3 separate regions of the Homo sapiens genome follow, and regions 1 and 2 are each linked to region 3. Evidence: chromatin contacts called from ENCODE Hi-C or POLR2A ChIA-PET data. All regions are on one chromosome and are shown on one strand. The core of a region is the stretch at or near the end of the contact, and the rest is flanking DNA. Distances in the headings are between cores, read along the strand shown. Region 1 overlaps PIP4K2A (phosphatidylinositol-5-phosphate 4-kinase type 2 alpha). Region 2 overlaps PIP4K2A (phosphatidylinositol-5-phosphate 4-kinase type 2 alpha). Region 3 holds the start of LINC03027 (long intergenic non-protein coding RNA 3027).

Region 1 (3,788 bases), core at 350-2,849, 240 kb before region 3:
GCTGGGCGATTCCAGGAGAGATATAAAGAAAATATTTCAAGATCTGACACACTTTGAATTGTGTGTGTGTGTGTGTGTGTGTGTGTGTGTGTGTGTGTGAACTGCTTGGTAGGAAAGCTACAAGAGAGACTGGGAAAGGCTAAGGGAGGGGCGACTGAAAGAGGTACCAAACCATGAGAAGAAATTACAGTCAGGAGGGACGCTGCAGTCTGGAAAGATGAAGCTGTGATTAAAAACCATGATAAACACGTGCTCAACAGACTTCTTTATCAAACCCTGCAGAAGGGAACAGAAGAAAGCAGTTGCTGCTTGAGGGGGAAAGTTAATGGAAGAAGAAAATAACTTGTTTTCGACAGTTGACAAAGCAGTTTCACCTTTGTCATCTCACCTGACCTGTACCCAGCACTGAGGAGAAGGCTGGGGACAAGTCATTATTCACATTTGACAGATGAGCAAACAGATCAGAGTAAGTGACTCGGCTAAGTCCACACTGTCAGCTCTGCGGTCAGGATCAAACCTGGCTCTGACTCAGGTCCCCTTGCACTTGGCCCACCTCTGAGTTGCGAAAACTTGGGGTCTGTACCACAGCATGGAAGACTTAGGATCACTGTGAAAAACTGTGACTTAAGATCACAGTGAAAAACGGCAAATGCAAATACTGTTAAAGCCTTGACTCGGTGGTATGAGCAGAACTCATAAGAGTTGAGTCAGAGAGCAGTCCAGGTGTCTTCAGCTCAGATAGCTGCCCTTGCTAGAGAGGCTGCTGGTTGAACAGTAATTTATCAGCTTGATCCAACATAAAGTTTCTTCATTTTTATTTATACTGTACTGTCGTGTCAGCTGTTTTTGTTGTTGTTGTTGTTGTTGTTGTTTTTCTTTTTCTTTTCTTTTTGGCTTCAGAAATGGCCTCAGCTACGCAAAAATAAAGAAGGATCTGAAAGATCAGTCTTGTTGTAAAGAAGACAGCAGGTGACATGGTAGATGACCGCACATTGTTCATTCCCAAGGTCATGGGTAGTGCCAGGATTTTCAGACGCAAATGATGCATATGTAAAGATGACTGGACCATCTGTGTCTCTTCAGATCCTGTTGCAATTACCAAGTGTTCCCAGCAAGGGTTAATGTGGTGTGTGAACCTGACTAACCTCAGGTTCTAGTTCTCCCTCCCTGAGTAGAGAGTCTAGGAGCCAAGTTCAGACTGGCTCAGTCTGGAGGAATTCACAAGTGAGGCAGGTTTAATGGAAGAACAGATACTCTGAGGTTTTGGAGGGCCTGTGATGTGCTTGTCAGCGGGTTCCTGCTTCTGCCACCCCCACCACGGAGCACCAACCATGTGGTTTGTTCTTTGTGTACTTTGTTAGCTAAACTCTCAAGTGTCAAGTTGATGGCACTTTTTTTTTAGGTTCATGGACACTGTTACTGTCCAATAATTTGTAAGTCAGCAATGCTTTGTTTTATCAGTAAAATAAAACACTATATTAGGAATAGCATGATCAGAACAGGGTGGTTTCCTAATTTTTAGATTGCTGGCCTTTTCTAGAAAATAAAGGCAAGGTGTGCATACTTGAGGTTTGAGGGCTACCATTGCCTCCTGGCAGAGGAAATGAGTAGGCCTGATAGTTGCTAGGTTAAAAAGAAACAGTAGTTGAAATACTGAGAAAAGTTTAATGAAAAGTAACTTTGGCTCTTAAGTAGAACAGTTTGAGGACAGTGAAAAATTCAGTAGCTAAGGGTTGTGTGCTCTCTACACAGGGATGGTGTGTGGATTTGTGGATAAGGTATGCAACAGAGTACTCCTCTTTGAGCATTTTTATATCTTGAATTAACTATAGCACAGGAGTTGGCAGACTATGGCTTGTGGGCCAGATCTGGCCCGCTGCTTGTTTTTGTGTGGCCACGAACTAAGGATAGTTTTTACGTATGTACAAAAAAAAAAATGGTTTTCTAAAAAAGTATTTCATAATGTGAAAATTCTATGAAATTCAAATTTCAGTGTCTGTAGATAAGTTTGATTGGAACAGAGCCACACTCATTTGTTTGCCAGTTTGTAGCTGCTCAAACAGCAGAGGTGAGTCATTGTGACAGAGACTGTGTGGCCCGCAGAGCCTAGAATTATTTACTGTCTAACCCTTGCAGGGAAAGTTAGTCAGTTTCTGCTACAGTAAAATATTGCTGGTAGCTGAAATTAGGAGTTTTCACCTCTTTTCCTGCGTTTTATTTTTTAATTTTAATTTAATTTTATTTATTTTATTTTTTTTTAGAAATAGGGTCTTGCTCTGTCACACAGGCTAGAGTACAGTGGCGCCATCATGGCTCAATGCAGCCTCTACCCCCCAGGCTCAAGGCATCCTCCTACCTCAGCCTCTTGAGTATGTGGGACCACAGGTGCATGCCACCACACCTGGCTAATTTTTAAAATTTTTTGAAGAGACAAGGTCTCACTGTGTTGCCAAGGCTGGTCTCAAACTCTGAAACTTAAACAGTCCTCCTGCCTGGGCCTCTCAAGGTGATGGGATTACAGGCATGAGCCACTGTGTCTGGCTGAGAAGCCAGGTCTTGAGAAGCCAGGTGGCTCAGAAGGCCTAGCTGACAGTGTAGGGGAGACAGAGGTCCCCTCCAACCTCCCTTTAGCTCTTAGTGGGCTCTTCAGCTGGATCTAGAAGTCAGGTTGACATCAGGCAGATTAATAGGAGAAAGGAATACAAATTTTCTTAGTGTTACTTGCACCTGGGAATCTTTAAAAGAGTGAAATCCAAAGGAATTGGCCAAAGCAAGACACTTTTATGCTGAGAACGATACATTTGAGAAGAAATGACAAGAAAAAATCTGGGGCAGTACATTTCTAGGGGAGTCACTGGGAGGATACATGGGGAGTATAAAACAGGTAGAAGATAAGGGCTACTTCCAGAAATTTCCTTATTCAGGTTAGTTGCATCTTCCAAACCCTAGTCTCTGGGATAAGGGCTATTTTCTCGCCTGAATAGGTGAGGGGCCCCTCCCAAAGGAATCTTTGTGGCTTGCTACATGCAGGAAGACCCAGGTCACCTGGCTTGTTGGGGTCAAGTTGGAATCTACAACTTTTTCAGTGTTTTCAGCTCACACTAATCAATATAAAAATCCGGCATATTTTGGGATGGCATGTCCTTCACTCTTTGAACAACATCACCAAGACCTCAATACATGTGTAGGGTCACCTTGGATCACCAGCCCTCGCTGAGCTGTCGCAGGAACACAATGTTGAGCCTCCTTGAGTTCTTGACCCATGTCATTATGAGCCAATAAAATGGCAGTGGTTTTAAGCCATGAAGTTTTGGGGTGTTTTTTACGCAGTGTTACTTAACTGAAAAGGACTAGGGATGTATGCTAGCCTTTTTATTGTCATTCATGACAGAGGGAAAATACCCTCTCATCCAGGATGTTAGTAAAGAATGTAGTTAAATCCTTCTGCCACTTGAGTTCCTGGTACGTGTGGCTCATCTAAGACATTAAATGCTATTTTTATGATTATAAAAACAATGCATGCTTATTGGAGAAGATTTAGAAAAGGATAGAAAATTCTAAAGCACAATATTTAAATTACTCATAATTCGGCCATCTAAAGATAATCACGATTAATACCAGCCTTTTCTTTAAAAATATATTCTTGTTTTATAAAATTTATTTATAGTTTTGTACTCTGCTTTATTCGTGTAGTAAACAAGCATATTTCAAAAACATAATTTTTAATGACCACAGCAGCCCATTTAAGTGGATTTAAAAATCCACATAATTCAAAAGTAGTGCATGGT
Region 2 (3,896 bases), core at 989-3,488, 170 kb before region 3:
GTGTTTCCCTGACATTTAAATGACACAGTAGTCAGAACTCTCCGTCCCTCAAGGGCCATGTAGGGCTGCACTCCTTCCAAGAAGCCCGTCACCCACACCCGTGACCACGGGCTCCTGCTCTGTGCTTCTGTGGCACTTGTTGTCTGGCTTCAGCATTTCTTCTGTGCTGCTTGGTATTTTACTACATGTGAAGGTCTTGCACCATCGACTACAGTGGAAAACTCCTTACAGTCAGGGATCTTGTTTTGTACTGACTTTCCATTTCCAAGTGATGGTCCTGGAACTCCTTTCCCCTTTATGTCACACTCAGCCAGCAAACACCCTCCATCCTGAAGAACGCCTGTCATCCTGTCTCTGCACCTGCACCCTGGGGTTGAGCTCTGCCAGAATGAGGAATGTCATCCACAAGTTCACTTGGTTCCTGTACGTGAACCATCACAAACTGTGGATGACGCTCAGCTCTGCCCGGAAGCCCAGCCTCCTGTCTCTATTTAAACTTGTCCATCCACATTCTGCAGTCCCCTTTTTAAGCTCTCTGTGTTCTCTTTAACCTTTGAAGTCCTCAGCCTGCTTCTCACTCTTAGCAGGTGGCCATGGCCCTAATCCCCAGAGAAAATAGGAGCCAGTGGTCGGGAGCCCCATCTTCCCTCCATCAGTTCTGCTCCCTCCCCATGACACCTATCTCTTTTCCCTCCTGTGAACAGGAAAGTCGCTTCCCTCCTCAGAGCCTCTCCTTCCTGCATGCCTGAATCCCATCCCCTCCCACTTTCTCGAGAAGTGCTACGGAATGTCCCTTCTCTGTCAGGTCCTCCCTCTGTCCCTCATCCCTCTTCATCTCGCTCCTGTCCTTCCCTGCCAGGCTCCTTAGAAATCAGCCCTGTGCAGTGCCAGCATTTCCTTAACTCAACTTAGTCTGGGTTCCATTGCTACACTCCACCGAAACAACTCTGCCAAGGTTGCCAAGGACCTCCTGTGCCGTTCAATCTGGCTGACATTTCCCAGTCCCTGCCTTCTCAAAAGCATCATGATCATCCCATAGCATGTTTGAACCCCCTTTTCCCTTCACTCCCATTGGGTGGCCCTGTGCTTTTTCACTTCCTGCCTCGATGGCAGTTTTCCCCTTTCTCATCCTCTTCTCCAGGCTTGGAAACATTCCCGTTCTTGAAGACTGCTTCTCCGCCTTCCTCCCCATCACACCGGCCCCTCTCCAGGTTACCTCATCCACTCCTCTGGGGAGCTAATGTCTGATGCACAGATACACACATTTTTATCTCTTGCCCCTGCTGCCCCTGGGAACTTCAGACCCACCTGTCCACGGCCTACCTGACATTGACACTTAGATGTCCCAAGAGCGCATGAAGTTTAACAAGCTCAAAACTGAACTCTTCTCTTAAGATGCATTGTGCCAGTCGTTGGACCCACCAGCTTCCCCCGCATGCATGCAGCATTCCCTCCATCTTTCCCTACATTTCTAGTCTGTCATCATCAAGCCCCATAGATTTCAGCACTTCAGCATGCCGGAGTCTCTCTGCTTCTTTCGTTTCTGCTGCCGCCTCCGCCCTCTGCTGAGCTGCTCTCCTCTGTCTGGTGCAATTCTACAGCAGCCGCTTCCCGGTGCTCCTGGGCCTGTTGTTCATCCCTTTCATGCCACGCACCTTGTCTATTTCTGCACTGTTTTCCCATTAACAGTGTCCCCTCCTCTCTAGGACTCGCCTTCTTCCTGGAAGCCCTGTCCACCTGCCCTCTCCTTTCTCCACGAGCCATTGCTGCCCAGGGAAGCCTCACATGCCTCCCCCATCTGGCCTGGGCCTTTTCCATACTTGCTCGTAGCCCATTGTGCTTCTCCCTCCTGACTCTGTCATTGTTAGAGTTCAACACTTGGGGCAGTTCTTCAGTTAATGTGTCTGCCCCTCTGGACCATAAGCCCCAAGAGGACAAAGACTGGTGTCCGAGCTGTGCCCAGCACAGAGTGGACTCTTAAAGGTTGTGCTGACGCGAGGATGGGTGGGGAAGGAAAATCAATAAGGAAAATTCTCAGTTTACTCATTCCATGTTGGCTGAAGTTTTCATATTTTCTCCACAAAACATGTTCCAGAGCAGGTACCATAAAGCAAAAGGATGCAGAAAGTTTCTGGTTTCCTGTTTCCTGTCTGAGAAGACTCTCTTAAGTGATACTGATTTAAGCAGCCTGAGGAGGCATCAAAGCTTTGGAGGATCTGCTGAACACATCACGCGCATTTAAATAATCAGTGTCTGATCCCACCTCCACGTTGGGTTTCGCTTTCTCTTGTTCCACAAGATATCGAAGTGCTGATTGAGTTGGCATCCAGCTTCATTCGCATTGTGTTTATTATCACAAGACTTGGATTTCCATTATGATTTTCTTTTTCTGTTATTTTTCAAACTTTGATATTCCACTGATAGCATAAGGATACATAAACTTTAATTTTTCATAGATATACTCTGGGAATGACTTAGTATCATAAGATGCTTGAGTAAAGTGAACTGGAGAAGCTATATGACGTTAGATTCCTGTTTTTGTTCAGTGGGTTTGAGAAGCTAGCTGTCAGCTGTCACTATCATTCCTCTGTTGTGTTTGCCTTTTCTCTCTGGCCACCATTCCTTTCTTCTCTTTGCATTTGGCCTTCTTTAGTTTAACTACAGCGTATCTAGGTATGCTTTGAGTATTCTTACTTATATATTGCTTTGAGTATTCTGCTTTTTTTTGTTTTTTTTTTGTTGTTGTTGTTTGTTTTTTGTTTAACAGACATGGATCCACTCTGTCACCCAGGCTGGAGTGCAGTGGTACAATCACAGCTCACTGCAGCCTTGAAATCCTGGATACAAGTGATCTTCCTTCATCAGCCTCCTAAGTAGCTGGGACTACAGGTGCACACCACCACGCCCAGCTAACTTTTGTTATTTTTTTATTTGTTAGAGACGAATTCTGTTGCCTAGGCTGGTCTCAAAGTCCTGGGCTCAAGCAGTCCTCCTGCCTCAGCCTCCCAAATTGCTGGGATTACATATATGAGCTGCTGTGCCCAACTGTATCTACAGATTTATAACGTGCATTAATTGTGGAAAATTCTGAATCATTATTTTTTCAAATATAATCATCTTTTGTTCATCTTCTATTTCTGTATAATTTCTCACAGCTTAAAAAATTCTATATCTGATCATCTTAGTAACTAAAGTCTTGAAAATATTAATTAGTCGTTGCTGTCTCTGTGAGCTCATGTTTGATTGATCTTCATCTGTGGGAAGCCTGGAGGCCTGGCAGGGGTTGCTCTCCTCCGGAGATCATTTACATTTACTTCCACCAGGTGTTGGGGCCACTTTCAAAGGCTTCCTTCAAGGATCTCAGGTTAACGTTGAAGCCTTTGTTGAGCTCCCAGCTTTCGTTTGGCCCAAGTAAGTGTTGAAACTGGCATTTGTCCTCGGAGTCCCTCCTTTCAGGCTTGCTTAATGGTCCCCACACTCCCTGTGGATTAAACTCACTTTGGGGGAAGAAAGGTGTCTTGGAGATTGCCTCTACTGTCTGTGAACCCAGCAATGTGATTAAAAAAAACAAATAGCTCTATCAAGCAGCTCATTCTTTTGTTGTTTGCTTGTTTTGTTTTTGTAACTGAGAATCCTTCAGCGTACCTGCCTTCTATCCTACTGGAAGCATAAATCTTTGACATGGTTTTTATTGCTAGCAACAAGGAAAGTCAACATGCAAAAATAGTTAACGAAGAGAAAGTTCAGGTTTTTCAAAATTGTGTCCAAAGCTGTCCCTTTCATTCACTGGAACTTGATCTTACCCTTTGTCCTTTGGAAACACATCTTTGCTTTTGTTCTTGACTCATGTCCAACCCACCTCCTTCTCTTGTAGTCCTGGGACCACGTGTCTTCTT
Region 3 (3,776 bases), core at 104-2,603:
TTGTGTACCAGGATGCGATAATTACTGGGTGATTGAGGAATACACTAAATTTTTAACTTTTTTATTTAGAGCTTTCCAGCAGTACTGACACAGGTGTTATAAACTTTCCCTGCCAAGATGTGGCCTTTTCCTAACGAAAAGTTCCAAAGGAATGGAGATTGAGACTGGAGTAGTTTCTTAGAGGAGGTGGCTACTCCGATCCTCTTCACTCCAAAATAAAGTGTACTCCCGCTCACTTCCCTCAAAACAAATCCACCACTTATAAATGTGCAACCTGTGGGGCCATTTTTGAAACGTGTAATAAATAGGAGGATGTGGCCAATTTTCAGCTGAAACACTCCCCAGATATGCCTCCAAGCACTGTGTACACCACCATCTTGTAGGTGTTCTGAATGTCCCCAAGCCCCATGTTTTGCTCACGAGGCATGCCACCCTAACTCCCTGCTGCTGGAAATGAGAATATGTCTGAGGGTAACAGATGAACAGTAATAAATGGCTTCCATTTTCTTCATACATTTTTGATGGGCTGACCTCAGAGAACCAATCCCTCTAATGAAGTGGAAGGCATCCTAGAAGTGAGAGCTCACTTGTTTCACTTTCTTATTTGGAAAATGGAATGCTGGCGTGACCCCTTCTTAGCTATTCCTAATGTATTACTGCTCCAAAACACAAAGAGCAGGTTCAGAGATAACTTCTCCTTGCATCATTCGCCTTTTGGTTTTATGTTTGTCTCACAATAACTTTAGATAATGTGCCCTGTTTCTTTTTTTTCCACTGATTCAGCAAGTATTTACAAAGCCCCCAGAACACTGCTAGGTACCCTGCTAGGCTCCAGGGAACAAAAAATTCCCTGCTCTCCAAAAGGAGATAAAAATCAAGTGGGCAGAGAAGCCAATAAACGTGTAAAATGCGTTATCATACCAGGAGGTTATAAATGCTACAAAGAGAAATAAAACAGGAGTATGGGAGATGGGCAGTAACAAAAAGCTCTAAATCCAAACTTTACTACGCTGCTGTCAAAAAAAAAAAATATTCTATGCTCCCCCCAACCCTGTTTTGTTTTTTGTTTTGTTTTGTTTTGCCCTTGCAGCTTGCCAGCTCTAACAATAGCTGCCTTTTAAATAGTAGTCACTCTGAGGGATGAGAAATTACCTAATGGGTCCAAAGGACACTATTTGGGTGGGGGCAGCACTGAAAGCCCAGACTTCACCACTCTGCAATACCTGGAAGCAACAAAGCTGCACTTCTACCTCCTGAATCTAAAAACAAAACTAAAATAAACAATAGATTCTTCACTGCTGACTCCAAGCCCCTTTCTTAGGTTCGGTTTCCTCCCGCTTCTCTGACCAGGCGCTTCCATGGGCTCTGCATAAAAATTCGAAGATGATGGGATCCCCAAATCAGCTAGCAGCCCCACAGCCCTCCCGCCTTCCTCCCCTCTCTCCACGCCTCCCCCAGGCCGGCGATGCCGTCAGGGCCCGTGTCTGAGGCGTCCGGTGGATTCAGCAGAACAAACATCATAAAAAGATTATTTGCGAGAGGAGAAGACGATGCTGTGAGAACTTGGTCCCAGAGACCGTCTCAGAGCAGCAGAAAAACCGCAGGAAACCTAAGGAGCACGACCCTGACGGCGACGGAGGGGGTGCGCGCGGACAGCACTGTCACCTCCCGCCGACGCCAGGGCTCAAATCGGAACGAAGACTGGGCGGCCACAAATGCCGGCTTCTCCTTTCTTTCGCTGAGGCGGAGAAATCGCCCAGCGGTGCCCGGCGCGCCTCCCGCGGAAAGCGGGCGGTGACCATTCCGACAGGCCGTCCGCAGCGCTCCCTTTCCGCAGACAAAGCTGCCTCGAAAGGCGCTCCGCGGCTCCCGAGTCACCACGTTCCATTCGGCAGAAGAAAGCGAAAGCGGCCGCTCCCTGTCAGGCAGCCAGACAATAGCGGCGGGCAGGCCGCTCCACGCCAGCATCTTTGTTTCCCTCGCGCCGGGAAACGAAGTCTCCGGATACCACAGAAACCAGAAGCCGATACCACAGAAACCAGAGGCCGCTCTTCCCGCTCGGACGTTTACAGCGGGCGGGAGCGTGGCGGCCACCTCCGTCTTGGGGAAGCGGCAGGTTGAGCCCCGCACCTTGCTGTGCCCTCTAGAGCGAGCGGAGGAAGCAGGCGAAAAGCTGCTGCGAGATGTTGCGGCCTTGCAGACGTCTCAGCTCCTCCCGGCACGGCGGCCTGGTAAGGCGGGAAGTAGCGCCGGCCCCGCGCGGAAGGAAACGTGCAGCGCGATGCGGCTTAGCGCGGCTTTATAGAGCCGAGGCTTTATAGAGCCGCGCCCCGGCGACCCCTGCGGTGACTGCTGTCGGTCCGCGTTGTGTGTGTTCTCTGTTTCGGCCTCCGCTGCCCGCTGCGGCCTTGCCCCTGCGCCTCGGAGTAGCCGCCGCGGGCCTGTCTGCTGGAGCAAGGAGACCCGGAGGCCGTCCCAGGGGCGAGGGGGTAGCGGCCCCGGCCTCTTGGGCCCTCGGCCTCGCGCCCACCGAGCCCTCTGCCCGGGTTTGGTTGGGTGTGGAGCTTGCGACGCGCCCACTTCCTGGGCTGTGCTTCTGCCCGAGCTGATGCCTCGCCGCGACGCCAGGCCCTATCTTGACAGCGGGTGCCAGCAGGTCCAGGCCTACTGACGGGCGGAAGTCGGCCCGGTGCCCCCTCACACGCCCACACGCCGGGCGTGCCTCAGTTTCCTCTATTGTGACAGAATAGAGATGAGACGATGCAGGTTAAAATTACCTACCGGCGCATAATGAGTTCTCCAGCATCTAGCTAGTTCTACCATAGGATTAATACCCAAAACCACGTGGGTGGAGCTGAAAAACACGATGCTGTGGGGGGAAGAACCCAAAAAGCCATAGTCGGTCTGATGTCCATTTATAGGACATTCTAGAAGAAGCAACAGTGGCGATGCAAAGCAGTTGCCTGGGAAAGGAGTGGAACAGGACAGAATGGAATGCACAGGAGCGGGGGAACTTTGGGGCAGTGGTGGGACAATTTCATATCTTAATAGGAGCGGCGGCAACATGACGTATACAGTCGCCCCAAATCATCAAACTGTAGTTTCTAAATGGGTACGGTTTATTAACATTCAAATTATAAGAAAAGTCATTTCCTCAAAAGTTTCGGGGTTGGGGGAAGAGTTAAAGAAGGTCGTGGCTAGGTGGTTGTTGAGGAATAAGGGAGAAAATCACAGTTTACAAAATCTGAGAGCTGAATCCGTGCTGTTTCTCGATTGAGAAGCAGTGGACATCAGCAGTAGGAATGGCTCAGGTCCAAGAAGGCTATGCCCTACCAGACCCGGTTGATGTGCTTCCCCGGATTTACTCTGTCCCACCGTCCACCTCCACCCCGGCCTGCACCTCTCGCTTAGGGTAGAGGCCTGGCCTCCAGTGCCATCTCCCGACAGCCTCCCCCAGGTGAAGGTCATGCTTCAGCACTGCCTCCCTGACAGAGGCTCTGATGATGGGATGCTCTGACTCAGACTCAGGTGAGAAATTTGAAGGAACAGAATGCTCTTGCCTAGCAGTTGCCGGGAGGGGTCAGGTGCTGCCCCCAGAGAAGTGGGAGAGTTAGAGGTCCGTGAGGCATACTTTCCCCAAAGGGGGCAGAAAGCATGAAGTGGTCAGCATAGAAACTCGTCTCCCTGCCATCCACACAGTCCCAAGGCATGCTGGTTCTACATGGCTTGTCTGGAAGCTGTCCTTGAATGTAAAGTTGTTTTCAGCTCAATAATGT

What was found. A loop is a pair of places that touch in the nucleus more often than their neighbours do. ChIA-PET counts read pairs that join two places held with the same protein, here RNA polymerase II (POLR2A). Pooled maps may share reads with other maps.
Region 1: a loop to region 3 is called in a map of CD4-positive, alpha-beta memory T cell, with 3 times the contacts of the local background. The contact joins the enhancer-like site here to the promoter of LINC03027 in region 3. A Hi-C loop is called at or near these places in 1 of 168 maps with a recorded cell type or tissue (CD4-positive, alpha-beta memory T cell), 3 of 37 single-sample maps with no recorded cell type and 12 of 50 pooled maps. POLR2A ChIA-PET finds 5 or more read pairs at or near these places in 7 of 52 experiments (CD4-positive, alpha-beta T cell, CD8-positive, alpha-beta memory T cell, HEK293T and 4 more).
Region 2: a loop to region 3 is called in a map of CD14-positive monocyte, with 3 times the contacts of the local background. The contact joins the enhancer-like site here to the promoter of LINC03027 in region 3. A Hi-C loop is called at or near these places in 6 of 168 maps with a recorded cell type or tissue (B cell, CD14-positive monocyte, PC-3 and 3 more), 1 of 37 single-sample maps with no recorded cell type and 12 of 50 pooled maps. POLR2A ChIA-PET finds 5 or more read pairs at or near these places in 11 of 52 experiments (CD4-positive, alpha-beta T cell, CD4-positive, alpha-beta memory T cell, CD8-positive, alpha-beta memory T cell and 8 more).

Annotation. Positions count from the first base shown.
Region 1 is chr10:22,680,147-22,683,934 of GRCh38, reverse strand. The region is part of intron 1 of PIP4K2A (phosphatidylinositol-5-phosphate 4-kinase type 2 alpha); the gene reads left to right. Among named protein-coding and RNA genes, the nearest start is that of PIP4K2A, 33 kb to the left of the region's middle. RefSeq lists enhancers at 492-711, 1,452-1,571. Within about 2 kb of position 1,599, at least 19 of the 41 ENCODE cell types and tissues checked have a DNase peak (open chromatin) inside an H3K27ac peak, as active enhancers do; they include CD4-positive, alpha-beta T cell and endothelial cell of umbilical vein, where a contact is called at or near this core.
Region 2 is chr10:22,610,258-22,614,153 of GRCh38, reverse strand. All of the region lies in intron 1 of PIP4K2A (phosphatidylinositol-5-phosphate 4-kinase type 2 alpha), which reads left to right. Among named protein-coding and RNA genes, the nearest start is that of PIP4K2A, 100 kb to the left of the region's middle. RefSeq lists an enhancer at 3,075-3,609. Within about 2 kb of position 2,238, at least 8 of the 41 ENCODE cell types and tissues checked have a DNase peak (open chromatin) inside an H3K27ac peak, as active enhancers do; they include B cell, CD14-positive monocyte and CD4-positive, alpha-beta T cell, where a contact is called at or near this core.
Region 3 is chr10:22,435,506-22,439,281 of GRCh38, reverse strand. It overlaps LINC03027 (long intergenic non-protein coding RNA 3027), which reads left to right and starts at 1,353. Exons shown (of 1, transcript NR_036533.1): 1 at 1,353-3,776. It overlaps LOC105376449 (a long non-coding RNA gene), which reads right to left and starts at 2,207. Exons shown (of 4, transcript XR_001747392.2): 1 at 2,131-2,207. RefSeq lists enhancers at 938-1,438, 1,446-1,605, 1,439-1,939, 1,906-1,955 and a silencer at 2,426-2,605.